Linked DNA regions of Homo sapiens: region 2 is linked to region 1. A link is a loop called in an ENCODE intact Hi-C map of the cell type or tissue named here. Cell type or tissue: prostate gland. All regions are shown on one strand. Each heading gives the region's core, and the rest is flanking DNA. Links, peaks and the distances in the headings are about the cores only.

Evidence for each region. A loop is a pair of places that touch in the nucleus more often than their neighbours do. Peaks named below come from ENCODE experiments on the same cell type or tissue, not always from the same donor. Only the 100,000 strongest peaks of a DNase experiment are listed, where the experiment ranks them.
Region 2: a loop joins it to region 1, with 9 times the contacts of the local background. A loop is called at or near these places in 49 of 110 quality-filtered maps.

What each region holds. Positions count from the first base shown.
Region 1 is chr2:39,904,845-39,920,756 of GRCh38, reverse strand. SLC8A1-AS1 (SLC8A1 antisense RNA 1) reads right to left here and starts at 3,123. Exons shown (of 5, transcript NR_038441.1): 1 at 3,098-3,123. RefSeq lists an enhancer at 1-256. In prostate gland, for the core only: a CTCF peak has its summit at 7,006 (motif pointing left); a DNase peak (open chromatin) is centred at 6,986.
Region 2 is chr2:41,690,300-41,706,211 of GRCh38, reverse strand. No RefSeq gene overlaps it. Among named protein-coding and RNA genes, the nearest start is that of LINC01913, 180 kb to the left of the region's middle. In prostate gland, for the core only: a CTCF peak has its summit at 7,217 (motif pointing right); a DNase peak (open chromatin) is centred at 7,231; H3K4me3 peaks cover 461 bases.

The DNA.
Region 1 (15,912 bases), core at 2,629-10,628:
TTTGAGAGCCCAACCCCCACCCACCTGCATCCTGCCCCGGGGCTCAACAGCCCTTGCATCTCCACATCTTTGGGGCCCCCTGACATCCTCCACCCGCAGCCTTACTAGCTGCTGCCATCAGGCCTGAAGCATGAGCCACAGGCAGCAATCCATCACTCCTGGCAGTGGGGCTGACACACATTTGCACACACCCTGAGGACAGATTCTTACCTACAGCCACCACCGTTGCTGGCTGCTGCCACTGGGCTGAAAAGCAAGCCGTGGGCAACAACCCTGCCAGCCCCAGCAATGGTGCTGCTGTGCGTTTACATATGAACTGAGGACAAGCTCCCACACCCACAGCCCCACCTGTGGCCAAAACACAAGCTCCTCAACTGCCTGCCTACAGCTGCTGCCACTGACAGCAACCTCACTTTCCCATCAGCAGGGCTGCAGCCACTTGCATGCACACTGGGACAGGCTTCCCCATCCACCACTGCCACTATCACCTGAGCACTACACTGGGGGGTTGGCGATCACCCAGCTCTGCCCGCCACAGCCCTTGCCCATATGCGCCACTGGGAGCCCCAAAGACAGACCCATCCAGCCTGGCTCCATGCCCCCTAGTGCTCAAGCATGCTGTTCAGTGGACTGGGGATTGCCCCACCCCATCCACTACTGTTGGCACCTGAGTACTCTTAACAAGGGCCTAAGGATAGACCCACCCAGCCTGCGGCTATCATCACAGCTGGAACCCACCTGTATGCACCACCTGTGGGCCTGGGGACTGGCCCACCCAGCACATCACAGCCCCCACCAACACCAGTACAGACAGCTGGGGAGGCAGAGGGTTTTCCTGCCACTACTACTGCCATCACTCATACCATGCCTGCTGTCCAGGGTCCCAAGGGCCCACCAGCCTGCCTGGCCCCTTGCTGCTGCTGCTGCTGTCTTCACCTGAGTAAGCCATCTGGAGGCCCAAGAATCAGCCTACCTGGAACCACTTGGTGCTGGCACGTGCACTGCCCTGTTGCCCAAGGACAGGCATGTTCCACCTACTACTGTCATCACTGCAGATGAGGACTGACACAGCTGGTGTCTTCATCCCCAGCAAATCTTCACCACAGCCTCTACTAATGACTGCACCCTAAACCACTAAGGAAATCAGACACCACTGACACTGTTTACAAGCAAAGAAATTATACAGAGACTAGACCATTGCATGCACCCAGAATCAAAGCCAAAGTGCCCTAACCAACCAACACCATAGATACATCTTCAGGAGAAGTCCTCCCAAGAAAGCAAATCCAAAAAATTAGAAGAAGCCGCTGTTACTCCAGATGCACCAGATATCAATGTGAGGACACAAAAATCATAAGAAAATATGACACCTCCAAAGAAATACAATAATTATCTAGCAACAGATTACAATGAAAAAAACTTACAAAAATCCTGGAAAAATAATTCAAGATAATTAAAGAAGCTCAATGAGATACAAGAGAACACAGGTAAATAATACAAAGAAATCAGAAAAACAGTTTAGGATATGAATGAGAAATTTACCAAAGAGATATCATAAAAAATAATCAAACAGAAATTCTGGAAATGAATAATTCAATGACCTAACAGACATTTATAGAACATTTCATCCAACAGCTGCAGAATACACATTCTTCTTACCAACACATGGAACATTCTCCAGGATAGACCATATGTTAGGCCACAAAACAAGCCTCAACAAATTTTTAAAAATGGAAGTCACATCAAGTATCTTTTCAGACCACAATGGAATAAAGCTAAAAGCAATAACAAGAGAAACTTTGGAAACTGCAAATACATGAAAATTAAACAACATGCTCCAGTATGACCACTGGATCAATGAAGAAATTGAGCAAATCAAAAAATATCTTGAAATACAGTATACCAAGACCTATGGGATATAGATGGAAGTACACAGCACTAAATGCCTACATCAAAAAAGTAGAAAGATTTCAAATATGCCATCTAACAATGCACTTCAAGGAACTAAAAGAGAAAGAAAAACCAAACACACAAGTAGAAGGAAATAAATTTTAAAATTAGAACAGAACTAAACAAAAGAGACCAAAAACAATATAAAAAAATCAATAAAATGAAAAGTTGGTTTTTTGACAAGATAAACAAAATCAATAGCTAGACCAACCAAGGAAAAAACTAGAGAAAACCCAAACAATCAGAAATGAAAAAGGAAACATTACAATTGGTACTACAGAAACAACAAAGATCAGAGACAATTATAAACAACTATATGCCAACAAAGGTGGAAAACCTAGAGGAAATGAACAAATTTTTGGACACATACAACCTACCAAGATTGAATCAGGAATAGAATACCTATACAGAGTAAGGAGCAAAGAGTTTGAATCAGTAGCAAAGTCTCCCAACACAGAAAAGCCCAGGACTAGATGGCTTCACTGCCAAATTCTACCCAACTTGCAAACAACACCAATTCTTCTCAAACTATCTTAAATTGAGAAGGAGGGAATTCTTCCCAACTCATTCTACAAGGCCAGCATTATCCTGATACCAAAACCAGACAAAGACACAACAACAACAAAGAAAACTACAGACCAATATCCCTGATAAGCATAGATACAAAATTCCTCAAAAAAATACTAGCAAACCAAATCCAACAGCACATCAAAAAGATGAAACACCACAATCAGGTAAGATTTATCCCAGGGATGCAAAGATGGTTCAACACGCACAAATCAATAAATGTGATACATCACATCAACAGAATGAAGGACAAAAACCATATGCTCTTCTCAATAGATTTTTAAAAAGCATCTGATAAAATTCAGCATTTCCTCATGATAAAACCTCTCAACAAAGTAGGCACAGAAGAGAACTTACCTCAACATAACAAAGGCTGTATATGACAAACCCACAGTAAACATGATATTGAGTGGGGAAAAGCTGACATTCTTTCCCCTAAGAACTAGAAAGAGTTCCTAGGGGAAAGAGTTTCACTTTCACCACTAGAATTTTACTTAATGTATTAGTGCATTCTCACACTGCTATAAAGAACTGCCTGAGACTGGGTAATTTATAAAGAAAAGAGGTTTAATTGACTCACAGTTCTGCATTGCTGGGGAGGCCTCAGGAAACTTAACAATCATGGCATAAGGAAAAGGAGAAGCACACAACTTTGTAGGGAGGAAGGTCAGAGTGAGCACAAGCAGGGGAAATGCCAGATGCTTATGAAACCATCAGATCTCATGAGAACTCACTATCATGAGAATAGCATGGAGGAAGCTGCCCCCAAGATCCCATTACCTCTACCTGGTCCTGCGCTTGACATGTAGGGATTATGGAGATTACAATTCCAGGTGAGATTTGGGTGGGAACATACAGCCAAACCATATCACATAATATTAGAAGTCCTAGCCAGACCAATCAGGTAAGAGAAATAAAAGGCATTCAAATTGGAACAGAGGAAGTCAAGTTGCTCTCTTTGCAAATAACTTAATCTTATATCTAGAAAAAACTAAAAACTCCATTAAAAACCCTCAATTTGATATATACATTCAGTGAAGTTGCAAGAAACAAAATCAACATGCAAAAATCATAGCATTTCTATACATGATTAGTGACCTAGCTGATGAAGCAATCAAGAAAACAATCCCATTTACAACAGCTATAGAAGTAAAATATAATACCTACGAATCGATTTAACCAAAAAGGTGAAAGACTTCTATAAGGAAAAGTACAAAACACTGATGAAAAAAGTTGAACACAAATAAATGGAAAGACATCCCATGCTCATGCGTCAGAAGAATATTGTTAAAATAACCATACTACCAAAAGCAATCTACAGATCCAATGCAATCCCTATCAAAATACTAATGTCATTTTTCACAGAAATAGAAAAAACAATCCAAAAATTTATATGGAAGCTGAAAAGAGCCAGAATAGCCAAAGCAATCCTGAGTAGAAAGAACAAAGCTGGAGGCATCACACCACCTGACTTCAAAATATGTTACAAGACTCTAGTAACCAAAATTGCATGGTACTAGTATAAAAACAGACACATAGGCCAGTGGAAAGAAACAGAGGCCCCATACATAAATTCACATAGTTACAACAAACTGATTTTTTTTTATAAAGGTGCCAAGAACATATTGGGAAAAGGACACTCTCTTCAATAAATACTGCTGGGAAAACTGAATATCAACATGCAGAAGAATGAAACCCGATCCCTATCTCACCATATGTAAAAATCAAGTGAAGATGGATTAAAGGTAAATGTAAAACCCAAAACTATAAATCTATTAGAAGAAAACATAGTGGGACCAGGTGCAGTGGCTCATGCCTGTAATCCCAGTACTTTGGGAGGCCAAGGCAGGAGGATCACCTGAGTTCAGGAGTTCAAGACCAGCCTGGCCAACATGCCGAAACCATCTCTACTAAAAATTCAAAAAAAAATTAGCCAGGCATGGTGGCATGCATCTGTAATCCCACCTACTCAGGAGGCTGAGGCAAGAGAATAGCTTGAACCCAGTAGGTGGAGGTTGCAGTGAGCGGAGATTCCATCACTGCCCTCCAGCCTGGGCTACAGAGTGAGACTCCAGCTCAAAAAAAAAACAAAAACAAAGCAAGAAAGCAACCAAGGAAGGAAGGAAGGAGGAGAGGAAATAAGGAAGGAAAACATGGTAACATTGGTCTAGGTTAAGATTTTATTATGGCTCAGACCTCAAAAGCACAGGGAACAGAAACAAAATAGACAAGTGGGACTTTATTAAATTGAAAAGCAGCTCAGCACTTTGGGAGGTTGAGGAGGGAGGATCACTTGAACCCAGGAGTTGGAGGCTGCAGTGAACTACATTCATGCGACTGCACTCCAGCCTGGGTAACAGAGCAAGACTGTCTCTAAAAAATAAATAAACTGGAAAACTTCTGCATACACTAGAAATCAATAGAGTGAACAGACATCTGTTGAATGGGAGAAAATATTTGCAAATTATTCATCTGACAAGGGACTTAGTAATCAGTAGACATTAAAGTAAACTCAACAGCAAAACAAATAATCTCATAAAAAAGTGAGTAAATGTCATAGACATTTCTCAAAAGAAGACATACAACAGGTAAATGGGTCAACAGGTATATGAAAAAATACTCAACATCACTAATCATCAGGTAGATGAAATCAAAACCACAATGAAATATCATCTTACCCCAGTTAGAAGTACTATTAGAAACAAGGCAAAAAAAATAGCAGTTGCCGGTGAAGATGTGGAGAAAAGGGAACTCTTAGACACTATTAGTAGGAACGTAAATTAGTACAGCCACTATAAAAAAAAAATGAAGATTTCTCCAAAAAAGTAAAAATGGAACTATCTTATGATCCAGCAATACCACTACTGGCTATTTAGCCAAAGGAAAGGAAATCATTATTTCAAAGGGATACCTGTGGCCCCCGTGTTTATTGCAGCACCATTCACAATAGCAAAGCTATGAAATCAACTTAAGTATTATCAGATGAATGGATAAAGAAAATGTGGTATATATATATACACAATGGAGTACCACTGGGCCATTAGAAAGAATGAAATCATGTCATTTGCAGCAACATGGATGGAAGTGGACATAATTACGTTAAGTGAAATAAGCCAGGCACAGAAAGACAAATATCCCATGTTCTCATGTAGGAGCTTTAAAAAGTTGATCTCATGGAGGTAGAGTACAATGATAGATAGCAGATCCTGGGAAGGATCTGTGTTGGGGATAGGGGAAAGAAGAGAGGTTAGTTAATGGGTACAAACATACAGGTAAAAGGAAAAAGTTATATTCAACAGCAGAGTAGAGTGACTATAGTTAACAACATACGGTATATTTCAAAATAGCTAGAAGCGAGGACTTGAAATGTTCCCAACACATAGAAATGATAAATATTTGGGGTGATGGATATCCTAATACCCTGGTTTGATCATTACAACACTCTGCATGTAACAAAATATCACATGAATCTCAAAACATACAAATATTATCTATCAAAAAAATTCTAAAAATGCAAAAAAGAACATAAAGCGATTAAGAACATACTATGTTTGTAGTACAGCTACCAGGCCAGGTGGAGAACTGTGAGTTCCAAGACAAGCTCATTGTTTGCTGCCTGCTGTGGTCTGAATGTTAGTGCCTCTCACAGATTAATATTTTGAACAACAAAAATACTTCTTTCTTGGATAAAACAACCTCTTTTAAATATCTTGTTCTGTATACGGACCTACTACTGTAGTCTGGTGGTTTTGTAGTTACTGCTAGTAGCAATGTGGTGGATGAGGGGCTAAGTTAAAAAAAAAAAAAAAAAGTGTCATACACCTAGGAAGTCCCTGCTAAGCACTGGAAACCACTCAGTCAATGATGAGTTAGACAAAACACAACCAGAATCCAGCCCTGGCTCCACTACCAAGCAGAAGGGTGATGTGAAATGACATGAGGACTTTGTCTTTCTATGTTAAAAGGCATGAGGACGGCAGTCCTCAGGCCCCTCACAGCATTCTAGTGAGGATAAGCAGAAATGCCTGTCACAAGTGTTGAATTCCTCAAGAGACTCATTAAAAGAATCAACTTCTATGGTAAGTACGGCTTTAGGTTGAAGGAAAGGGAAGGTAATTCACACTGAGATTCTCCAGCATGCTGACAATTTGCAAATGGAGAAGTAAAGCAGGAATTGAGCTGGAAAGGTGAGAAGGAAAGGTCTTAGTCCCAAATGGCACATGGTTGGCTTGAGGCCCAAAGTAACCACCCCCACAAGACACAGGTAGTGGGCCTTAAGAATGTCCTTCAGGGTGTACATCGCCCAGTAATACAGAAGAATCCAATTACAATCATGTGGTGTTTTCCGTCATATCAAATTGTTTATCAAATCATTTAATATATTGTAGATTTGGCAATAGTCTGCATTTCACAGGCAGCTCTTTCAATTTGAAAAACTGTAAATGTCTACGTGTCATTCCAATGCCAATGCTACCCTCTAGTGGATAAAACAAGTAGCTGGCTTGATAGAGCTCAACTCTCCTGCTTGGTCAATTCTCCTTTTGTAATTTGATAGCACTTCCTCATCAAACACAACTTCACCAAAAAAAAAAATCAAGAATCGTACTTTGTAATAAAAATTAATCCATCTTATGGTATCATGGACTAATATATTAGAATAACATTTGCTAGCAGTTTAATGATTATGACTACACCGAAGCCTCACTTTGAATAACATCTACATTTACCAAGAATTCAAAAAAGATTTAAGATTGAATTCCTTTTAAATATTAATATTCCTTGTAAACATGGTATGTGATTTGATTTATAAAAGCAATTTTTCTCACCACTCTTCAAGAACACACCCATTGTGTAAGATGCGTACATGCATTTCCATTGCCATTGAGGGATGAAAGGATTCTGCCTCCTCACAGGTGAGGATATTCAGGGAATTGTATGAAGTAAAGAATACGCTTTGGAGGAACTCAGATACACACTTAGAATCCAGCCCTGCCACTGGTTAAGGGTCTTAGTCCAGTCACTCAACTCTGTGGTTCCTTGGTTGCCTCTCTTAGGTCCTACTTATGACTTCTAAACCCCAATGTTTGGTGCCAATCCTGTTCTTTCCCCTACAAGGTCTCTGCATAGATCGACTCTAGAAAATCCTGTTTCTAAGTGAAAAAATCTCAGAATCTACTTTCAACCATGCCAGCAGTTCAAACTTCAGTCTTAATTAGGGGGAAAGTGGAAACAAATCTAGGATTCATCAGGCCATAGTGCCACACCCTCAAGGAGCCATTCATGTTTATAATCTTCACTTGAAACCACATTGATTACCTTTTATATTGAAGGGGGAAACCTTCTCTAAGATAAAATGAGCTGCCTATACCCCAGCTAGGATGGTGTCTTCTGGAGGGAAGCAGGAAGTTTCATGGCATTTTGGTGCAAGAGGCAGTCACTCTCAAGTATGTGGGGACAACCAAGATCACACTTTCCAAAGTTGTCTGGAAAATCACCTTGTTCTCTACTAGAAGAAAATCAAATCCCTACAGATACATGCAGCTGCAAGCAATTACTCATCTTCATTAAACACTCACTTAAAAGACTAATTCAAACAACGCTGCTGCCTGCCTACACCTGTGTGAGGAAAGTAAACAAGCTATAAGGGGAAAGGGTGACATCTACCCAAAAAAACAAAAAACAGAAAACACACATCTATAAACATATGTACATGGCCATTTCCAGAACACCAATATTAACTATCAAATCATCAAATAACTATTCTCATTACCAAGTGGCTTGGGTTACTCCCAAGATAAGCCATTGTTTCCATTGCTAAATATTGTGAACCACTTATAGAAATACACGTCCCAAATAAAAATGGCATAACATTATGATTCAAAAGAGACTTAGGAGCCAATAGTAGCCTCTTGCTTTCACTCAGGGGCAGCAGATCACATGCTTAAAAGTTTCAAGAAGCAACCGAAAATCTGTGCAGAGAATGAGCTTGAGAAACAAAGTATTACTACCACCAGGCACTACTTGGTAGGTCCAGGCAGTGTGCTGGAACATTTCTTGGGTTATTTTATTTTACCCACAAATACATGTTTTCAGTATCATTTGAGGTTTAGAGAAGGGCAGTAACCTGTCCGTAATCATACAACTCCTAAGCAGCCAAACAGGAGTTAGAACCATCTTACTCCCAAGCCCACAGTCATCACAAATCTCCTAGTCAGTCTCAGGGACTGACCTTAAAACACATGGAGTTTCAAACTTGGCTGCATGTTGGAATCACCTGAACAGCTTTCTGTTTTGCTTGTTTAAGGCTAATATCTGGATTCAACCCTCAAGGAATTTAATTGATTTCTGGTGTGCCCTGGATGCTGCAATGGTTTTTATACGTTCAGGGTAATTCTCATATGCAAATAAGTCTGGTAATTACTGGTGCAATATAACAAAGTCTTGTACATTCCTTTTTCTCTTCACATTGTTGCCAGAAATGGAAGCAGTGTAACATAGGGCTTTTAAAACATTGGTTTGGGAGTCATTCAGATCTGGACCCCACCCTCAGCTCCATCATTTGCTAGTTTTATAACTCTGGCAAAATTAAACTCTCTAAACCTTAGTTTTCTCACCTATACAATGGAAACTTGTAGTGTTCATAATAACTAAATTTAAAATTATACAAGTAAATTTCAATATAATTTATAAAGAGCTTATAATAAAAATTATAAAGAGCTTAGTAGGGTGCCTGGATTGGCAATAAGTATCCTGAAAATCTCTCCCTTATTTTTCCTATCATATTTGATAGGAATATTTTATGAGCTTATAGTTTAATTAAATTTATATAAGAAATTATGCATAAAATGGCATTATTAATAACTATCTTGGGTATTACCCATTAAAGTTTGTGAGATATATTCACACATCCTCACTGAACACTCATCTCATCTCTGTGACATATTTCCCACATTGTAAGAAAAAATGAAGCTCTGGGAAACCAAGTCTTTCCCAATGTCACACAGTTCCTAAGTGGCAGAACCAGAATTTGAATTGACTACCAAGATGCTTCAGGTTGAAATCAAGTAACACTTCATGCAAACTGTGAGACTCATTTTTTGTTTTAACTTGTAAGTTCAGTGGTACATATGCAGGTTTGTTTCATTGGTAAACTTGTGTCATGTAAGTTTGTGAGACTCATTTTTTAACATGACAAAAGACACAAAGCGTTTTTTATGTTGACTCCTCATTCTAAACAATTTAAGGAGTTCTCTTTTGAACCACCTTTGGAGCTAGTTCTCAATGTAAGAAAATCACTCATCTTGCTGTTGTTCCCTATTTTATACACTAAAAAGTACTATCCAGTTTGATCTGCCCTTTCACCTACTGTTCTTACTTCTAAATGATTTTTGACCGCGGATTTGATTTCAGGAAAAAAATAGTTTTCATCAGTGAGCATGTTCAAAAGCATATGCCTCAGATTCTACAGGTAGCTTCAGGAAAGGAATTTCAAAGACAATTAAGCAATAATAGCATCCTAAAAAAATTATTGTTTGGAAGAGATTGAACCTCTCTGGATGCACAAGATCTGGTTGGTTTTTTAATTCATTTGTTTATTTTATTCTAACAACTTGTAAATGTCTAGAGCTATTTCTAAGAAGGTATAACTGACACCTCAAGAAATGTCCAATGAGTTGAATCATTACAGAAAATGATCTGGCTTTTTTTTTTTTTTTTACTTTGAATTCTAGTCAACTCAAAAGTCCCAAAATATTTTTCCTCATTTGGGAGTATTTTTTTCACCTGATGCATACAAATAACATCACCCGACTTCATTTTCTGTGATTTTCTAAAAGTGGCCTTTGTAAGAATATCTTAGAGGTTTACTGATTATCACAATAATTTTTCTTTACAATGTCATAGTTCCTAAAATCATATAAGCTATAATTGTATCCTATAATCTTTGTAAAATTGAGAATGTTCTGAAAATGCCTGAGGAAATTGTCCCTAAATAACTACATATGGAACACATGGAAAGGAGAATTAAAAACGAATATATGCAGCAAACGGAAATTAGTTCCAAAGACTTTTAAGCTAGAAGGAATGCTATCTCATCCAGTCCAACTCACCCTCCGTGAATTATACGAACTGAGACGGGAGAGGTTAAAGAACTTGTTTCAACTGGCAGAATGCGGACTAAAATTCATAAAACTTTGGTTCTCAGGGCAGGGCCCCTGCAACAGTTGATTTGTCCCAAACATTAATAGAATCTCTCCTTCAGAAACATCAGGGTTTTTTTTCTATGTGATCCCAATTAGGTATTATAAGAGCGAGGGGGAAAAGCTAATGTGGGGTCCAAAAAAGGTTAGATTGTTGAAAATGAAGAAGTCTGTGGATTCCTAAGTCTACAAAATCAGTAAACTCCTTGGGCTTACAAGGAAACTTAGAGATCATCCAATTCTCACTTTATGAAGAAAGAATCAACCTAAAAAGAGATGACATAGCTAAAAAATAACAGGTATAATAGCACAGTATTATTGTACTGAATTTTGCTTTGTGTGTAGCACTTTGCTAATCACTAGCATATACATTCTTAGTATGTTTAGCACTGCAGCCCTAACAGGTGGGTTCTATTAGTATTCCTGTTTCCCAGGTAAGGAAACCGAGCAAAACAGCTTAAGCAAATTTTCAAGGTTACATGGCTATTGTGGTAGGCAGCCTTCTAAAGTAGCCCCCAACAATCCCTGCCTCCTGGTATTCACATTTACTAATGTATTAGTCCATTTTCATACTGCTGCAAAGAACTGCCCAAGACTTTTATAAAGAAAAGAGGTTTCATTGACTCACAGTTCTGCAGGGCTCAGGAGGCTTCAGGAAACTTAAAATCATGGCAAAACAGGCACACATTACATGGCAGCAGGCAACAGAGAGTGACGCACGAAGGAGGAAGAGCCCCTTTTAAAACCATAAGATCTCGTGAGAACTCACTCACTATCACAAGAACAGCACAGGGGAAACCACCCCCATGATTCAATTACCTCCACCTGGTCTCTCCCTTCACACGTGGAGATTATAGGGATTACAATTCAAGATGAGATTTTGGGTGGGGACACAGTCAAACCATATCCTTCTAACTAGTGACTGACTTCTAATAAATAGAATACAGCAAAAGTAGTGGGATGTCACTTCCGAGATTAGGTTACACAAGACTGACTTCCAACTTGTTCATACTCTAGTTCTTCTAGCTTGATCAACTCAGTGAAGACAGCTGCCATAATGGGAACTGCTTTATGGGAAGGTGCATGTGGCATGGAATTGAAGGTGGCGTCTGGCCAAGAGCCAGCAAGGAAATGAAGCCCTCAATTCAACAGCTCACACACACACATAAAAGCTGAATCCTGTCAAGAACCACAAGTGAGCTTGGAAACAAATCTACCTTCAGTTGAATCTTGAGATGAAGACAGTCCAGGCTAACAACTTGATTCCTGCCTATGAGAGAGCCTAAGACAGGATCCAATAAGCTGTACCAGGATTCTTGGTGCACAAAAAACTGTGGGATAAATAGGGTTTTAAGCCACTAAGATTTGGGGTAACTTGTTATGCAGCAATTGATGAGTAATACATCTAGTTAATCAAAATCCCAGGATTTAAACTCAAGGTATCTAACTTCAAAGTCTATTCTCTTACTTTGTCAACAATGTCACAATGATAGTCTATGGCAGGTCATAGTTAGCCATGATATTGTAAGTTAAACCCATGTCTTCATTCATTAATTCATCTTAAACATGGTACTGAACCTCTGCTAGGTGTCAGGAATTCTTTTAAAGTCTATGATATAAAGATGAAAAAGACAGTTTTTGACCACATACTATTCACCTCCTATTTGGAAAGAAAAGTGTACAAACAGGTAAACATGTCTTTAAATTACCACTCAAATTCAAACTGGGGATATTAATTTTAAAGACTCTATATGCAGTTCTGGTCTCTTCAGATTTTAATGTAGATATCCACTGAGCTTCTAATTCCTAATATTTTTAGTAGCACAGGAATCAACTCATTTTATTTACAAAAAAAAAAGTTATTTAATATTAAAACCATTATTTGCTTTTATCTCTTGTCTCAGTTTACACTAATATTTTAAATAATGCTTCCTAAAATTAACACAAAGTAGGTATATAGAAGATGGAGTATCAGAAGAGAACCCTGTAAGAAAAGAAAGAAAAGAATGTGAGATATTTAAAAGTGAGGCATAAATTAGGAAAGAAAGAAAATTACAGGGAAAAAAAGGTGAAGGGCGACATTCAAATTGACAGAAAAGAGCTGATAGAATTATTGATCCCTTGCTGCAGCTAACCCATATGTTTTTCCCCCTGCTTTTTGATGTAATTGAAGAGAATTTGCACTAAACTATTAATCCACGGCTTGTTTGAAAATGTATCAGAATTAATTAGCAGAAGATGACAGAGAAGATAATGATGACACTGAACATTGATTTTGGGTTCATAATGGTTTTCTAGAGATTTTGTTTCAGTTTGGTTGATGAGATTGACAAACTGTGAGGCAAAAGCAGTGACAGACTTAAAATTTATGTATTTTTCCTCAAGCTATCTGATAAAGAGCTGGAGATAGAGATCTAGATTTTTCATGAAATTGCATTTTAATATCCATAAGTATTTCAGCTTCAAATCATTTAAATAGCATTTTGTTCATTCATCTTATTGAAAATATTAGCTTTGTCTTACTTTTTGATTTTACAGTTATTTTCGTTTATTATACTAATGCTGTATATTCCACGCTACAAACGACTCTTTCATGGGAATTAGCAAAGCAATCATGTTCTAAATTTTTTTTCTAAATCAAAAGAACTTCACACTAAATTAGCCATACCCTGGTCATTTCTGACAGACCATGTGTCTAGCAGGTAAATGTGTTCTCAGTGGAACTATCTACCAAGAACAGGAGACTCCACTTGAATGTCTTAGTCCCTAATCTCCCATTCTGTGCACTGGGACCGATGAGCCCACAGTGGAGTGAGATTCTCAGCCTGTGGGGCCATGTCCTGAGCAGAAGGGGGCAAGACAATCAGGCCAAATCAGACTATTTATAAAGCACAAGCCAACTAATAGAACAAAACATATATAAAGAAAAATAATGCAACAGGAATTTAACACAAGTATAATAATATACACAACTGTCATAACATAAAACAAGCAAAATGTTGAACACGTAAAGCAGGAACAAGATAAATGATAAAATAAAAACAATTTGAAAAATGCGATATGAAATATTGCATTGAAATAAAAACTCAGTAGAAGAAATTAACAGCACAGTGGACAAAGTTAAATGACAAATCAGTGAGCAGAATGATTGGGTTGAGGAACTCTCCCAGAAAACATCAGAAAGGACAAAGTTATTGAAAGAGAAAAAACAAGGATAAATGATATAAAGATCAGAAGTGTCCACAAAAGAGAAAAATAAGAGAAAGGAGAAATTATGTGAAGAAATGACTAATAAGAATTTCTCAGAACTAAACAAAGACCCAGGACTGCAGACTAAAAAAGTTTAGACAGCAAGGAGGCTTGAGGGAACAAAGTCATTTCTGAGACTTATGATGATTAAAAAAATGTATTAAAGACAAAAGCTTCTGAAGGGCACAAGGGAAAGAAAATCCCCTTCAAGAAAATTCTGAAATTGGTGTGAGATTTCTCAGCTGCACCAGATAGATGAATACAATGTGCTACTACTATCTTCAAACTGCTGGAAAAAAAAGTTCATTAACCCCAGAGTATTAGATCTTATAATGCTAGCATTTAACAGTGAAGATACAATAAAAGCATTTTCAGATATGCAAGATGTCTGAAAATATATCAACATGGAAGCTATTTGAAAGATATTATACAGGAAGACGGGAAATGAATACAGAAGGAAGCAAAGATATATGGTAAATAAGCAAAAATAAAGGAATCCATTAATTTTGTGGTTTTAATAAAAGAGGAGGAGGAGGCAGAGGCTGGCTTTATAAAGTGCGGAAACATTTCATGGCTGGCTTGTACCATTTTGTGGGCTAAATAAAAGGGATAATTTTCCTAACGACAGTCTTCTGACTTGCAAGGTTCATATAATTCCCCAACCTAAAAATTTTCCGACTTCTTCAAGGAAGGATCGGATTCTTTTCATCTGCCTATACATGGAGCAGAGTCAAAAAATTTTAATTCACACTATAACTCACATTTGCAAGGTGGACGAAACATTGTCTCTATAGTCTACGATTAACATAATATTTCTTGCAAGTCCCTAACTTCTACTCAATTCACTTTAGATATAATCTGATTCAGTAATTTTAGTGGCCACTGAAAACAGTGTTCAGTCCCTCTAAGAAAGGATGCTCAGTATCCCAAGTTGCCTCTGCCTCTCTCCCTAACTTGGCATTGAAGTGTATGACAGTTCTTGGTGAGATCAAGGGATCCGCTGACCTTGTACTGGGATGCTGTGTGCACTGGCTGACATGGGCTTGTCTCTGGGACAATGGCCTGAGTCTTCCTGGGGTGCCTGAGCTCTGCTGGCCTTACACACCAAAGTGAATGTAACTCAGACTCATCCTCCTGGTCCCAACAGTGTTTCTCTTCTGACACCATCGTTTGATTCCTACAGGCTGCAGACCCAAAAGCCTCTTGCCACATCCTCAGTGGAGGGCCACCTTGCACTGCTATAGCAGCCCTCTTCCCAGGCCCACTGGCTCTCAATTCAGTGACTTCCTGACGAAGGAATTAGGGCATCTCAGAAAAGCTAAACCTCTGGCTTCTCTGTGCTGACAACTCAATATTATACCCTCTGGCTGTGTGGCAGGAAAACAAGGATCGATCAGACCCTACTCCTTCTGGTGTTATCTGCATTCACCCAACACATATGTTTCTCCCCAAGCCTAAACCCAGAGAAGAAAAAATAAGCAGCACAGATCTTAATGTCTCCATTCTCCCATACTATTACAGGACCAGCAAATGGAGGCAGTGGTCTCTTAATTCTCCTACACACTCTCTTCTCTCTCTCTCACTCTCAGAGGGTCCAGGCTGGCGTGAGCGGACAGGGCATCCTTTTCACACCTGAGAGGATGCGTGATCCATCCAGTCTGATTTGAATGATGCTGATGTTCTCAATTGAGGGCATAAAGGAAATGGAAACATCCTTTCTCAGTACCGTATCTTGGTTTGCCAGCCTATTTATTGTCTCAATGAATAATCTGCTTTTGAATACCAAAATCTGAGTATGTCCTTGCTCTTTCCCTTAGCATTTTTCTTTTGTAAAATATCCTATTCCCCAGCCCTTCTCTCAATTCCCACAGATGCTGCCTAGCACAGGCTAAGCTTGAGAGCTATTGATAAAGAGAAAAGAAGAAAAACAGCAAACTGATACCTATTC
Region 2 (15,912 bases), core at 3,588-11,587, 1.8 Mb before region 1:
TAAAAAGCCATTCTCTTAGATGTTTACAAAACTACCTTCATTGATGCCTTCTGAATTTCATGACCATGACAATGGTATTTCTCCATATATGAGGTCATGTCCTATTTATTTTTATAATTCCGGAACCCAGTAAAAGACCTGGCGTGCAATTGGAGCTCAGATGTTTGTTGAATTAAAAAAAAAGTTTATGAAAGTACATTTTTATCTTCCTCACCCAATGCTTTAGATCTGGCAAAATGTTTTCTATTACAACAACACTAATTTGGTTGTAGAACTCTTCTGGTCAAGACATGACTTTAACATTTGCCTCCTGACTATGAGGGGCAGAGAGAGAGAAGCACGTAACCATTGCAAGTATCTATTATGAGCACAAGCTCAGAGTGCTGCGTTAATCACTGGCTGAGATAAGGAGGAGGACAGGTATAGAAAGGAATCTAGGTCTTGTGCTTGTTCTTGTTTATATAATGTAAGTATGTAAGTGATTATTCTGAGTGCTTTGTGCCTGTTAACCACGAGATTCTATGTAATCACAGTAATGTGCATAATTAGAAAGCGATTGCTTTTTTGGGGTATATCAAGATGCATTTGAATTTCAAATATTTAATTGTAACCTTAAGAGATGCTTTCTGGTTCTTTTTAAATTTATACAACTTCTTCTACTGTTTTAAGTATTTTATAAATTTCATGCCAAATCTCATTTATTTAAGTAGGCTTAATAATGTGGTCTTAAGTAGAACCAAGAGAAATAGCTAAATGAGGAACGACATTATCATTTCCTCTATTTGAAGAAGCCTGTTCTAGATTCTTTTAGTGTCTTCCTTTTTAGTTTTGCTCATTTCAACCATCATTGAAGTACTTAAGCAAGGGCAAGGAACATACAGAAGTGTTTCGAATCACAGTGATTAAAACCAATGGTTTTATAAAACATCAATCAGGATTGAAATTTTGAAAGTTAAAAAGAACTTTAAAACGACTGTAGAGATCAATAGCACAAGTTATGTTTGCTACCAGCATACCCAGGTGGGGAAAGCAGGAGTGGTGGGCAGGAGGCTGGACTGATCTTGCAGTTGACTGGGTTCATTGTGAAGCCCTTACCAGCCCCATCAACCTGGCTTGCAATCTCTCCTTCCCTCTTCTTAAGACCTTCACAATATAAAAAGTAGTGTTATAATTGCAATCAGAAACCTTTTTTTTTTCTCAATTAAAGCATTGTTACTAAAGAAAAATCCATGAAGGTCTATTCTGGCTAAGTGGTTTCTTTCTTTTTTTAAACTTGTATTTTAGGTTTGGGGGTACATGTGAAGGTTTGTTACATAGGTAAACACGTGTTATGGGGGGTTTGTTGTACGTATTATTTCGTCACCCAGGTATTAAGCCCAGTACCCAATAGTTCCCTTTTCTGCTCCCCTCTCCCCTCCCACTTTCACCCTCATGTAGCCCCCAGTGTCTGTTGTTTCCTTCTTTGTGTTCATAAGTTCTTTTTTAGCTTCCACGTATAAGTGAGAACATGCAGTATTTGCTTTTCTGTTCCTGCGTTAGTTTGCTAAGGGTAATATATTTTGGCCAAGTGCTTCTAGATTCGCAGTATTTATTAGAAAGATCAGAAATTCCAGTTTACATAAAGTTTTCTGGCTGATACAATAACACATTGCAGCTTTTAATTGACCTGGCTTTTGGGAGAAACTTATACCTTGTTAAGTTACCAAACTTTATGGTTAGTGAATATGGAGTGCATTCTTCTAGAACCATAAAGCTGACAGAAGGATAAAGAAGAATTCAGCGAAAAGACAGAGATGGGAACCAGTCAGTCTCCCATCAAATATTGACACAAAATTTGAGTGCTAATTAATTAAAAAAAGATTTACATTTGCTTCATAGATTAAATGAAAATGCAATGGCCATGTTTATATGTGTGTTTGCATAATTTTATCTGTACGTATCCATTTTATAGGCATACATATACATATATGCATATATTTGTATGCGCAGAAATGGAGGAAGGCAGGTATTGAAGGGAATCTAGGCCTTGTTCTTGTTCTTGTTGATATAATGTGGGCATGTAAGTGATAATTCTGTATACTTTGTGTCTCTTAACCATGAGATTCTATGTTATCACTGTAATGTGATACATATATGTATACATTTTATATGCATACATTTTATATGCATGCTTACACACAGACAGGATATTAAATTGGAGGTTCAGACTGATGTGCCAAGTTCCAGAAGGTATCAGATATCAGGAATTATCTGATAATAATTTCAAATAGGGTGCCCAGGAACTGTTTAGATTGATTCACCTACTTTGAAAGGGTTAGGTTGTTGGAATGAAGGATTGTACAGAGGATTACTTTGGAGAGAGTCTATTTTATTCTCCCTTTTGCATGGCAGACAACACCTGACAGCAATAACTTAAGCATACCTTGAGAAGGACCCTGTATGGCAGATGCAACTGAATGAGTGTTCAGAGTTCTGAGCTAAGGAATCTGGGGGTGGCTAAGGCAGATATTTATTCCTCACGTACGAGGAATATCTGAGCCCCTGTCTCATGGAATGAGGGCCGTATAGTGGATTGAGGCCCTTTGTTTTGGGTTAAATGAAGGTTGCCAGGTGGAAGTTGTTAGGGGAAGGGTGTTAAGTGAAAATGCTATATCAACTGCATGCTTTTTGCAAGTGGCTATGGTTCTCCTGTTCAGCCTGCTGCCACTGGACCACCCCTCTATGTAAATTACCCCTGATAAAACTCTAGGTCTCATTTACTGGCTCCAGGTCTCTTCTTTGCCCACTTGAACCTGGTGCCACCCCTATTGAAGCTAATAGGAGTCTGGCATGACACCTTGCCACCCCAAAGAGTCGCTAAACAATTCCTAGGCAGTGTGTGAATAGCCACATTCCTTACTTATCACAACACCTGGTCACAATTGGTTACAATGTCTGGATTAAGCAAGTTGGCTCTTATAAAAGTTAAATTAATTATTCACCAACTACGATTTGTTTGCAAAAGTATTTTTTTCACCATGAAAAATCTTATAGATAATTTATGACTCTGAGCCAAGGAGAGTCAACTGTATACACTAGAATATGATTAGCAGCTTGATTGTAGAATGATCTGACCTGCGTATTTGGCAAGCTGTCAAATATCTGCTACTAGAGTGTCAGGCACACTCAGATGCTTGTTAAATGTCTTCTCACATGATGAGCATAAGGATCTTCACAGTAATTCCTAGCCAGTTTCCACATCAGGCCCTGTGCGCCCTCTAATACAGGTAATGGTATTGACGTTTAGCTATTGTATTCATTCAAACAGAAGAAGGATGGGAGTTTTCTTGGCTACTAGAGCTCCCTGGGTGTTATGGGTTGAATTACATCCCCCCAAAATTTCCATCATAATTAGGATGTTATGTTGACATCCTAACTCTCCGAACCTTAGAATGTAATCATATTTGGAAATACAGTTGTTGCAGATGTAATTAAGGTGAGGTCATACCATAGCAGGGTGGCCCCTAATCCAAAATGACTGGCATCCTTCTAAAAAGGAGAAATTTGGACAGAGAGACACACACAGGGAGGGATAACATGTGAAGAAGAAGGTGGAGGTTGGGACGATGCTTCTACAAGCCAGGAAATGCCAAAGATTGCCAGCAAACTACTGGAAGCTAGGAGAGGGCCATGGAACGGATTCTTTCCCACAGCCCCCAGAAGGAACAACCTATGCCGACACCTTGATTTGGACTTCAGGGTTGTGATACAGTTCTGTTGTTTTAGCTACCTAGCTTGTGGTACTTGTTACTGCAGCTTTAGGAAGCGAATACACTGGGCTTATAAAATGAGCAAATTCATCAGCAAAGGGGGATTTTCTACATCTGTGGACTCCTTTTACCCTTTCTTTTGCTTTGTGTGCTATCACAGCTCTTACTCAGCTATTGCCCCTACCACAGTACCTCATCTTTCCTTTCCTTTTAGAGAAATTGTATAAAAACTATGGTATCCAGAAAGGATAACTATTTGATAGATTAATCTGGCTTCGACAGGCAATGATTTACTAAATGACTGTTGAATATGCTTAGAATGTCCAACTCTGGCAAATTTGAGAAATTTCAGGTTGCATGGATATATTTTCTATAATCCTAGAAGTAAAGGCCAACATTGTCTAAAAAATGGTGGACATTTTAGCATAGTCGATAAAGACTATTAACCAGAATGGAGGACACTTTATGTTATGAGTAGATGAATGTGTTTTATTCTATGAATAATGAGAGCTAAAAATAACTGCAAGAAAGGAGTGGCATGATCAGTTAAGAACTTTATTTAAAAATAATTACACATTTACAGGAAGATGTAAGGAAATGCACAAGGAGGTGTCATGCACTCTTTACCCAACCTTTCTTAATGTGAACATGTTGCATAACTGTAGTATGTAAAAAACAGGAAATTAACTTTGATATAATCCATAGGGCTTATTTAGATCTGGCAGGTAAATATATGCACTCATTTATATCATGTGTATGTGTGTGTGCAGCTTCGTGCAATTCTCTTTTTCTTTTTTATATAATTTTTTTGTAGAGATAGGGTCTTGCTATGTTGCCCAGGCTGGTCTTGAACTCCTGGCCTCAAGCCATCCTCCTAACATGACCTCTCAAAGTGCTGGGATTACAGGCGTGAGCCACTGTGCCTGGACTCCATGCAATTTTCTTATATGTGTAGTATCATATAACCACTATCATAATCAGGTTATGTAACTCTTTCGTCACCACAAGACTCGCTTGTGTTACCCTCTTATAGCTACACCCATTTCCTGCCCCATCCTTAACCCCTGTCAACCACTAATGGTTCTTTACCTCTATAATTAGGTCATTTCAAAAATGTTACATAAATGGAATCATGCAGTATATATTCTTTGACAGTGGCATTTTCCACTTAGCATAACTTCCTTGAGGCTCATCCAGGTTGTTGTGTGGATCAAGAGTTCATTCCTTTTTATTGCTGAGTTGTATTTCATGGCACGGATGCTCTACAGTTTAACCAGTCACATATTGAAGGGCATTTGGGTAGTTTTTGGCTATTACAAATAAAGTTATGACATCCATGTGCAAATTTCTTTGTGAAAATGCATTTTCATTACTCTGGGACGTATGCTCAAGAGTTCAATTGCTGGGTTGTATGGTAAGTCTATTTTTAGTTTTAAAAGAAAATGCCAAACTATTTTCCAGAGTGGTTCTACCATTTTACATTCTCACCTGTGATTCGGTTTCTCTACATCCTCTCCTGAACTTGATGTTACCAATTTTTTCTTAATTTTAGTCATTCTGATAGGTGTAGTTATATCTCATGGTAGTCTTAATTTGCATTTTTCTGATGGCAAATGGTGTTAAACACCTTTTCATGTGCTTCTTTGCCATCTGTGTATCTTCTTCTCTGCAATGCCTGTGAATGTCCTTTGGCCGTTTTTAGGTTGGATTGTTTGTTTTTATAATTGTAAGCATTGAGAGTTATTTATATATTCTAGATACAAGCCCTCTGTCAGATGTGTGATTTGTGAATACTTTCTCCCAGTCTATGGTTTATCTTTTCATTCTCTTAACAGGGTCTTTTGCAGGGCAGAAGTTTTAAATTTTGATGAAGTCCAATTTAGCATACAGAATTTTGCTGTCAAGGATATGATCCGTTTTACATTTTTGCATGTGAAGGATGAAAAAGAGATCATTGAATATGGGGAAAAGTAGATAGTTGCAATACTATTTCAGCAGTCCATTTGGAAAGGGCTGAAGTGTCAGTATAGCTGGAGACAAAGGTAGTAGACCTGAGAGAACTTCGTGATCAATATCATACAGGAAGCATTGGGGTGTCAGGTGACATTTGGGGTTTGGATTTACACAATTGTGTGAATAGTCTTCCCATTAACTGGGGCCATTATATGAGAGAAGAGCATGTTTGGAAGTTGGGGCCAGGGTGGCCAAGACTTGAGATTAGACACAATGAGCTTCCGGTGCTTATGGGACATTCAGGGAGAAAATATTTAGTGTGCAGCTAGAGAGGTGGGTCTAGACCTCGGGTGAGTGTTCAGAACTGAGGATGCAGACCTGGGCATCATTGGCCCTCAGGTGTGCTTGAAGTCACGGAAGTAAACGAGACCTCCTGGGGATGAGGTATATATGTTTCAATTCTGCATGAGAAAGCAGAAGACAGGAGGTCGATGCAGTGAATGATGTAGACAATCTGAAAACTAGACAAAGGTTAAGAAATTCCATGTTACCTTCCCTTACTAAGAAACTGGAGATTTGGGCAAGTGAGAATCTTTCAGTGAATCATTCAGTGTCTTCCTTTGGAAAGTAGAATCAGGGAATGATTTAAATTTATTTATTATTGAGTTGTTGAACCTTATATATATGAGAGTCAAGTCACCAGATCGATCCCTGACTTTTACCTCCAGTATTCTGTAACCCATCTTTTTATTCCAAACTTACCCCAGAGGAATGGAGTTCATCATCATCTTTAGTTTGGAATGAGAGAAAATCATTTCAGTCTGCTGCATCTACATAATGCCTCATGAAGCGAATACAAGATAATGAAAAAGAAAAGTTAAAAACCGTAATAGCTAATGGAAATAGGTATTTGAAGATAGGAGCCTTTGAGTAACATGTAATATCTAAGCCTTTAATTTTTAAAATGCTCAAGCACAGTGATTTATTTTCATGCTGTGAGTGAATGAAAGTTAAAGACTGAAATTCTTTTAAAATGAAGGCTGCTTCCTGTGCTCTCGTCAAATAATGGCGCTATGTGCTCAAGCTGGAAGCCCTCCCCGCCCTTAGATACGCTCGCTGTGCTTGTAGGAAAAGAAAATATGTAGGGAGGAATGGACCCCACTGTATTTAAAAGGGATTTGGGGAGGTTTTGTTCTTAGAGTCATGGCCAAAAAGCCTTGAAGGTCCTGACAATGACAACTGGATTCACCGGTGCAGCAGATTTTCCCAGCCACCAGCTCATAGACTCCTCCTCGCTCCCCTCCCTCTCTGTTTTCCTCACACAGAGTTCCCTTGCACATGGATTCCCACTAGCCGTTTGCTGTCAGGCTAAAAAGAGTGTTTGGCTAGAAATAAAAATTTCTCTTGAGTATGACACCTTCCAAGGAGGAAAGGAGATGCTAAAATGTGGGCAATCTCTCAGGGTCTCCAGGTGGACAGGAGCTGGGGAAGCGGAGATGTGGGCTATGCCAGCAGGTGGCAGTGTGAGCACGCAGCAAGACAAACAGAGACCGTTCCCCCCTTCCCCGCGCCGACCCCCCATTCCTGGGGACCAGGACCTGCCGCTGGTTCTGCACATCTTCAAGGTAGATTTCCAGCGTCCTACCTCCCACATTTCAAGTCCTGGTCGAATGCCGTAAAAGCTTTTCCACTGGATAATTTATAGGAACATCCCTTTTCTCTCTTCTTGCCAGTGGCTTATTTTGAAAGGCTGAGTTCTTTGAATAAATGAGCAACCTACACAATATGAAGGGAAATAAAACGCTTTATAGCCGTTTGATGGCAAGTGTTTGTCTGCCTTAAGCACGCCAGTGGCAGAAAGATAAAATAAGGACAAGGTCGTGGTTTTGATCTCTGCTGAGCCCAATTAGCTTTGTTCTATAGTGTGCCCGAGGGCCTCACCTTAAATAAGTTTAACCACCTGGAAATGCTTGTTTTGCATATGGGGGTCAATGCTGAAGTACTGCTCACTCAATACCTAGAAATTCACTAGGGTTAAAAAAAGATTAGCTTCAGAGTCATGCAGACTTGAGTCCAAATCCCTGCTCTATCACTCACTAGCTGGGCAGCCTCGGGTAAGTTACTCTCTTGGAATCTTTCTTCCCATCCCTGTAGGTTCTGTGTGAAGGTGATAGACAATGTACATGAAATGCCAGGCACACAGCAAGTACTCAACCAAAGGTAGCTAGAAATAATCTAACATCCATTTACTGTTCCCATGACAATTCACCTGGATTCTTTGTACACCAAGGAGAATCTGGTTTTGTCCTTATGTTCCTTTGAAAGTACATTTAACTCTTTGCTTCAGTGGATCATCTAGTTTAGAACCTTATTCCTTATCTCCATGCTGGTCTCAGGCTGCAGAGAAGGGAGAGAGACAGAGGAGTGTTTGGGATAGAAAGAACAGCTTAAGTATACATTGTTCTCAAATCACTGCTTTTCATAGCCAAATAGAGATGACTTTTGAATGATCAGCTGTTCCCCTTGTCTGCCTCAGAACAATGGGAGATAGATAGGTGAAATGACTTTTCCAAGAGAAGATCCCCAAGAGTCCCTTCCCTTCATCATTCACACACATGGTTATTTAGATGGCACCCCCACCTTGTGATTGATTCCATGCTGCCCCATGAAGACCTGCACGGTGCCTCTCAAAGACCTGCACGCTGCCTCGTGAAGACCTGCACGGTGCCTCGTGAAGACCTGCACGCTGCCCCGTGAAGACCTGCAAGCTGCCCCGTGAAGATCTGCACGGTGCCCCGTGAAGACCTGGACGCCGCCCCGTGAAGACCTGCACGCCGCCCCGTGAAGACCTGCACGGTGCCCCGTGAAGACCTGCACGCTGCCTCGTGAAGACCTGCACGGTACCCCGTGAAGACCTGCACGCTGCCCCGTGAAGACCTGCACGCTGCCTCGTGAAGACCTGCACGGTGCCCCGTGAAGACCTGCACGCTGCCCCGTGAAGACCTGCACGGTGCCCCGTGAAGACCTGCACGCCGCCCCGTGAAGACCTGCACGCCGCCTCCTGAAGACCTGCACGGTGCCTCATGAAGACCTGCATGGTGCCTGATCTCCGTGGGTGGTTCCACCATCCTCCAAGTTTACAAGCCAGGTCCTGAGGAGCCACGCTTGACATCTCATTTCTCTCTGTGTTTTGCCCAAATATTGTCAGTTTTTTCTCCAAAACGTCTCTCAAATCTGTCTCATATTTTATTATTATCTGTATCAGCACTCTTTTGTCTGTGTTAACTGAATTTCTTCTGGATTTTTACAGGGACCTTCCATTTGGTATACCTGCATTCACTCTATCCCTTCCTTATTATCTTTTCCACTCTGAAATTAGAGTGAAGTTTTAGCCACGATGCTATCTGAAGGCAGGGCTGTTAATGTTTTTCTCTGTAAGTTTAGGAGCACTTTACCTTTACTAGCTATTTCTTATGCTGGACATGAGTTGGGGGAATAGGTCTTGCTATGCTGGCAACACACAGAAGAATCACTCTAGTGTCAAAAAGCTCACATTCAGCTGGGTGCGGTGGCTGACGCCTGTAATCCCAGCACTTTGGGAGGCCAAGGCAGGTGGATCACAAGGTCAGGAGTTCAAGACCAGCCGGGCCAACATGGTGAAACCCCATCTCTACTAAAAATACAAAAATTAGCCAAGTGTAGGGTGGGTGCCTGTAATCACAGCTACTTGGGAGGCCAAAGCAGGAGAATTGCTTGAACCCAGGAGGTGGAGGTTGCAGTGAGCCAAGATCACACCACTGCACTCCAGCCTTGGTGACAGAGCAAGACTCCATCTTGGCGGGGGGGTGTTGGGAAAAAGCTCACATTCCTGGAGAGATTTGGCCATATAAATAAAATGCTACAAAACAGTGTATCATATTGCTGGGTACAGAAGGAGGCCAGCAGGCCTAGCTGACTTGTAGGTAGAGGGAAAAGAGGCCTTCAGGAGGTCTGCATGGAAGCTTCTCCTTCATGGATATTTGTGAAGGGATCTGGGCTCCCTGCTTGGAGCAAAGGCCCTGTCATGGAATTTACAGTCTAGAGAGAAAGAAGGTCATTAAGTAAAAAACGTACAAATACCTAAACACATAAAGAATAATTACAGATTGTGATTAATACTGTGAAGGGAAAGAACAGGTTACATAAGCAAGAATAAAAGGGCCATGATTTTGTTTGGGGAATTGGATAAGGGTCCCCAGAGGAGGTAGCCTTGAGCCAAGCCAGGAGACTGACCAGGGGGTGTTCTGCAGAGGATCGGAGTGGAAGACGGCATTTCCCTACAGCAGGGGCTGGTGCCCATGAAGTGAGAAAGAGCTCAGGGTTCAAGTTGCTGCAGGCCGGTCAGTGTGGCTGGAGCACAGGGAGCAAGTCGGGAGGATGTGAAGGGTCAGATCAGGCAGGTGTTGGAGGCCTTGGTCGAGGGTTGGTTTTGATTCAAGTGTGATGGCAGGAGAGCCCCTGAAGGTTTTAAGAAAGAGAGTGCCAATGATGGGCTTTGTGTGTGCAAAGCAGCCTTGCTGCAGTCTAGAGAATAGACAGGAGAGGGCAGTTGGGGATTCAGTTAGGATCCGAGTGGGGTGTGAAGGTTGTTGGGGTGTGGCTCCTCAGAGGGATTTGCACAAGTGATCATGGTTGGATTGGAAAGTCCAGGCCAAGGGAACAGAATGTCCAAAACCAAGAGGCAAGAGAAAAGACGATGTGGTAGGGGGACTGGCTTTGAAAGGGGCAGAGGTTTACAGGAGAGTGCTGGTCAGTGAGCCAGAGGGGGTTGCAGGGGACATGTGTTGGTGCGCACAGTCTTTGCCTAGGAGATGGGATCTTTCTCGAGGGGCAGAGCTACTAAGTGTTTGAAATAGAGCTTATGAAATCAGCTCTGCTTTGTAGAAAGAGCTCTCTTGGAATCCTCTAAGGCACAGAGGGAGAAGAGACTGGAGTTCTGTGGTTATTGAAATAGTCCAGGGACATGAAAAATGGTGTTTTGTTTTCCTAATAGTTGTCAACCATGATAGCTATCATTTATCAAATTCCTATCACGTGCTGCTGCTGTACCAAACATGTGACCTCCGTCACTTCTAATCTTCCTCCCTGGATTTTCCATCACAGTTCCTCAAAGCAGGGATTGGAACTGGTATGAGTGAGCACAGGGGGAGCAGAATGCTTCTGGCAGCCACTCCTCCTTGCAGCCATGGAGCCTCCCAGCACCTGCAAAGTTGTGTTTTGTTGCTATTTTTCAATAAAGAAACTAAAATTCTTTGATGAAGTAGCTTTTCCAAAGGTGACAGAGCTGAACACATTGCAAAAGTGGGATTCGAACTGTCATATCTCTCATTCCCAAATTCAAGCCTTTTCCATTATATCAAATAGTTCCTTCTGTCTCTAGTAAAACCCATGGTGGTGAAATACAGTGATTTATATGATATTTGACTGCCCCATGAGAATGTGAGCTTATTGAAGAAAATGACCGTGTATAATTCATTGCCACCCTGTGCCCCAGTGCCAAGCCCTGTAAGTGTGAGTTTGTTGACTAAAAGAAACTATCAAATGGGATGGCAGTCCTCCTATTAAGAATCTGAAGTCCTCTTTCATTCCATTGCCCATGTGACTGCTCTGTCTTTTCCTCTGGAAAGCATCACAAGGGGACAGCTGCCTTCCCATGTCTACATCTTTGTAATAGAGTCATCAGCCACAATAGCTGCAGGGAATACAAATAGAGGAGAAAGACCCCAGCCCCCCTCTGCGTTTCCTTTACATTTCCTGCTCACACTTATGCCCAGCTTCCCCAAGCCCTCATGCCCTTAGTTCATGGTCCTTCACTCTGAGGCATCGGCAAGGCTGACAATTGGCTACATTCTGAGAATCAGAATGTAAGATTCATTGAGAGGCCGTGGATTACAGCCACCTAATGGAGTCTGAGAATTATGCACCCACATCACTACAGAGAAGCGGGGTCACTGGAAGAAGAGATGGTGGTTGTGCAGCCAACTGAAATGCATACTGCATAACACCAACATTTTTCCACAGTGCTAGCTAACAGTAGGTTTTAATTATGTAGTAATAAAAAAATGAAGAAACAGCAGTAAATTATAATCCATTTCTGTGAGTGATATTAGTCCAATAGCTAAAATCCACAAATTACTTAAAACAAATATTTCAAATTAAATCAGAGTGTTTGTGGAGCATGTGTTGGGCAAAAGGCATCAGCAAGTTTTATTGCCACTTTGCTGTTAACGGTTAAGTAGCATGTCACTGAGTTGGGGATGGAGTGGCGGAGCCCAGACTGGGCCTGAAATGGAACTGGAGTGTGTGGGAGGGGCTGGAAATGAGAAATCCCAACCCCTGGGGCCATGTAAAGGGGTCTGCTTGATTTGCAGGGCTGGCAGAAGGTCTTCCTTGACTCCTCCATGCTTCAGGGCCCTGGCAAGAGAGGGGAGCTCTGTACTGGCAGCCAGGCACAGAGGGGAGAGGGCACCAGCTGGGCCTGAGGCCGGGGATCACAGCTTGTTGTCTCCCTCGGAACATAACCTGTTGGTGTTGAAAGGCTCCACTACTGCAAGGAGGGCATTGGCTGTTGGAAGCAAAGCATTCTACTTCCCGGTGCTCTTGGCAGTTCCAAGCCCCCTTTTGAAGAGCTGCAGTGGTAAATCCAGGTTTTTATGTAAATTGAAGCTTGTAGAATTTTGGGAAAAGAGTTACAAAACATTGTTTTTTTTTTTTTTTTGCAAATTTTATAAAGATGAATGACTGTGTGAATACCTTGCTGGGGCTTATGTTTAATTAGTTTCACAAAAATTCACCTTTATCTGTGACCCTGGGGGCCTACACACTTCCAAGATGTGTAGCATTGCGATTTTTATCAACCTCATGCAGCCAACAAACCACATGGCAGACGAGTAGAGCAGCACCTCTAGACTGTCACTCACTAAGTTGACATTTGATCAAGACTTACATAAGCCAGTGGCCATTTACTGAGCATTCACTTTGTGCCATGGCTAGTGCTTTGTTGCTTTATGTTCTTCCCAACATAATGTGAACCTTAACTTTAATGACTTTATATGACAGGGAGTGGGGTGGAGAGAACAATTCCTTAAGAAGAGGGTCATATAAATTTGCTGCTGCAAACTCTGCCCTCGGCTGGCGGATGCTTGTCTTTTTCTTATGAGATCTCGCCATCCTGTGACAGCGCCCATTCCACGGTGGCACCAGAAAGTTCCTGGCTTTCTTGGATACCCTGGCACATGGGTCTTTCCCTACAGTCAGCATCAGCGACTACAGATGGTCAGGATTATGTAGATCCTATTCCCTAACTATGACAGCTTGTAAGAGTAATGTGGGGCCTTGATAAAATGCAGATTTCTCGAGCTTATTCTAGCCCTCCTGAAACAGAAGCTCCAGGGGAGCCTGTGGATTTGTACTTGTAACAAGTTCATTAGATGTTTCTCAAAATCAAGTTAGTTTGGGAATCACTGAACCAAAGGAAAGGTGAAACACATTCTAAGGTAATCAGGGGGTGTGAGTTTTTACCTGGTTAACTAATTGAATAGAGAGCAAAAGAGCAATATATAATATGTATATATATGATGTATATATATAATATGTATAATATGTATATATATGTATATGATATATACATACACAATATAATATGTGTATGTATATATCATATTATACATCTTGAATCTATACAGTTTTTATAATGTTCCTAATGGTGAGTGGCAGGAAGAAAATAAAGCCATGTAACTGCATTTATTATGTACCAGTAGCTGCACTAAGCACCTCTGTGTGTTTCATTTAGTGCTCCCCACAGATCTTTGAGGAAGAACCATTTTTATCCCCGCTTTAGAGGTAAAAAATTCCCATTTAGGTGGGAACATAGTGTCAGGGATGTTAAGTAACTTTTTCAAGTCGCACAGCTGGTAAAGGGTAGAGTCCAGATTGGAACCAAGACAGCAGGATATGAGAGCCCCATGTTTTTTCCTCTGTGCTCCAAAGACTGAACTATCACCTAATCCTGGAGAAGCTACAATGTCCAACACTGGGGTTAAGTGAGGAGTTCAGAATCCTTCCCCAGCTGCAATAGTAGCTACCTGCAAAGGCACTGTGGGTACTGTTCAACATCCAGGGCACTAGGGCTTCCTTGGTAGTCAAAAGCAGTGACTTGGAGGCTCATGAGCATGTGACTGTGCCTTGGTATAAGACACTGTGGGGCTCCCTGAGAAGCCAGTTGCACTGATGCCTTTGGCCATATAACAGGGGACAGTGACACTGGCTGTGAGAGACACCCATGGGCAGTGATGTGGGTGGTGGTGTGTGCCGACCCACTTAGAGAGGAGAGCGGCTCGTGGTGTTGCATGGTGGCTTAGAGTGTGGGCTCGAGAGTCACACAGCCTAGGGTTGACCCATGTGGCTGAATCAACCCCTTGTTCACTGTGTAACTGTACTTATCTTCTGTTGATGCTGCAGCAGTTTGTATAAATTTACCTCCATTTGTGATCTCATAGTTCTGTGGGTCAGACATTAAGGGACAGTGTGGCTCAGCAGCATCCTATACTCAGAGGTTGGCAAGGCTGGGCAGTTATCAGAGGCTTAGGGGAAAAATCCACTTGCAGCCTCATTCAGGTTGTTGGCTGAATTCAGTTCTTTACCATTGTTGGACTGACGCCCTTGTTTACTTGACATGTGTCCTCTTCTTCAGACCACAAAGGGCAAGTTCCTTGAGTTCCTTGAGTCTCTGACTTCCTCTTCTGCTATTGGCCAGGAAAACATCTCTGCTTTAAAGGGCTCATGTGAATAGATTTAGGCTCACCAGATTATGCAAGACAATCTCTGTATTTTAAGTTCAATGGATTAATAACATTAAGTACATCTGCCATGTAATTTTGTAACAATGCAGATAAATTCACAGGAGTAATACCAAGGGAAGAGGTCATGGGAGCAAAAATTCTGCCTAACACAGTGGCGTTAGGCAAGATCTCTTGGACTTAGTGGCCCCCAAAACACTAGTTTTATAGATGTATGATATATACAGAAACTAAGATTTAAAAAAAACTTTCTGTAATATAAGGAGTTATATATTAGTCTGGAATTCTGTGCCCCATTAAAACGCAACATGTATTTTCCAAATGATGACTTGAAGGCTAAGAATAAGCTCAAATAATGTCTTTAGGAAAATCTGCTAAAATAATATCGAGAAACAGCATGAGCCATTTATTCTTCCCCATCATTCAACCACCCTCCCACCTCCTTGCACATTATGTTGTTTGAAAGTTTTTGAAAAATCTTTTTTTCTTTTTTATTAAACTCTGGAGTGCAAAGCTAATGGACACCATTAGGACAGTCATAATGCCAGGCCACATTTTAGTATTTTTTTTCCCCCCAGAAAAAGCATACCTCCAAGCAGGGTCATTTATAGAGTATTTGAACCAATGTATAATTTGAAGAAAATAAATACCTTAAGAAATAACATGGATACCTTATAATTTTCCAGTCAAAAATTGTCAAACCAAAATCCTCACATACTGCAATATTTTTTTACAGTAATTCACTCAAAAGTACTTCTCTTTCACGGTGCCCTTTGCAAAAACACATCGTAATTCCCACTCTCCTGTAGGTTATTGGAAATGGATGTGGTCTTTCATTCTGTGTGCTCTCCAAAGAACATTTTACCATTGAACAATGACAATAAGGATGGAAAAATGAGACACTAAATCTAGTTCCAGGCTTTCTAAGATTTAAGTTCACCATTTTTTAAAGGTTGGTAACCTTTATATGCATGGAGAACAAACAAGAGTCTTAATTTTTCTGAGTACAAAGCAATGGGAAAAATGTATTTTTAATTAGACAGATATGAATGATGGGAGCAATTCAGTCTGTGTATTTTGTTTTCATTGTTTTCCAGTTACACAGGGATAAATGACCTTGAATTCAGCGTAATAGATGAACCTTTTAATCAAATTTTATATGGAAAATTGACTGATTTGAAAACTTTGCTAAGCGTCATGTGCTGCCCAGGACCATATATGCCAGACAGTTTTTGCAGCCCATTAAGGGGCAAGTAGATATTGGAAATAGACTTACATTCTGGTGTCACTTCTGCACAGTCATCCTATTTACAGTGGGTGTTTTATTGTTATGAGAATTAGTTACTCATGGTCCTATGGGTTCATTTTAGAAA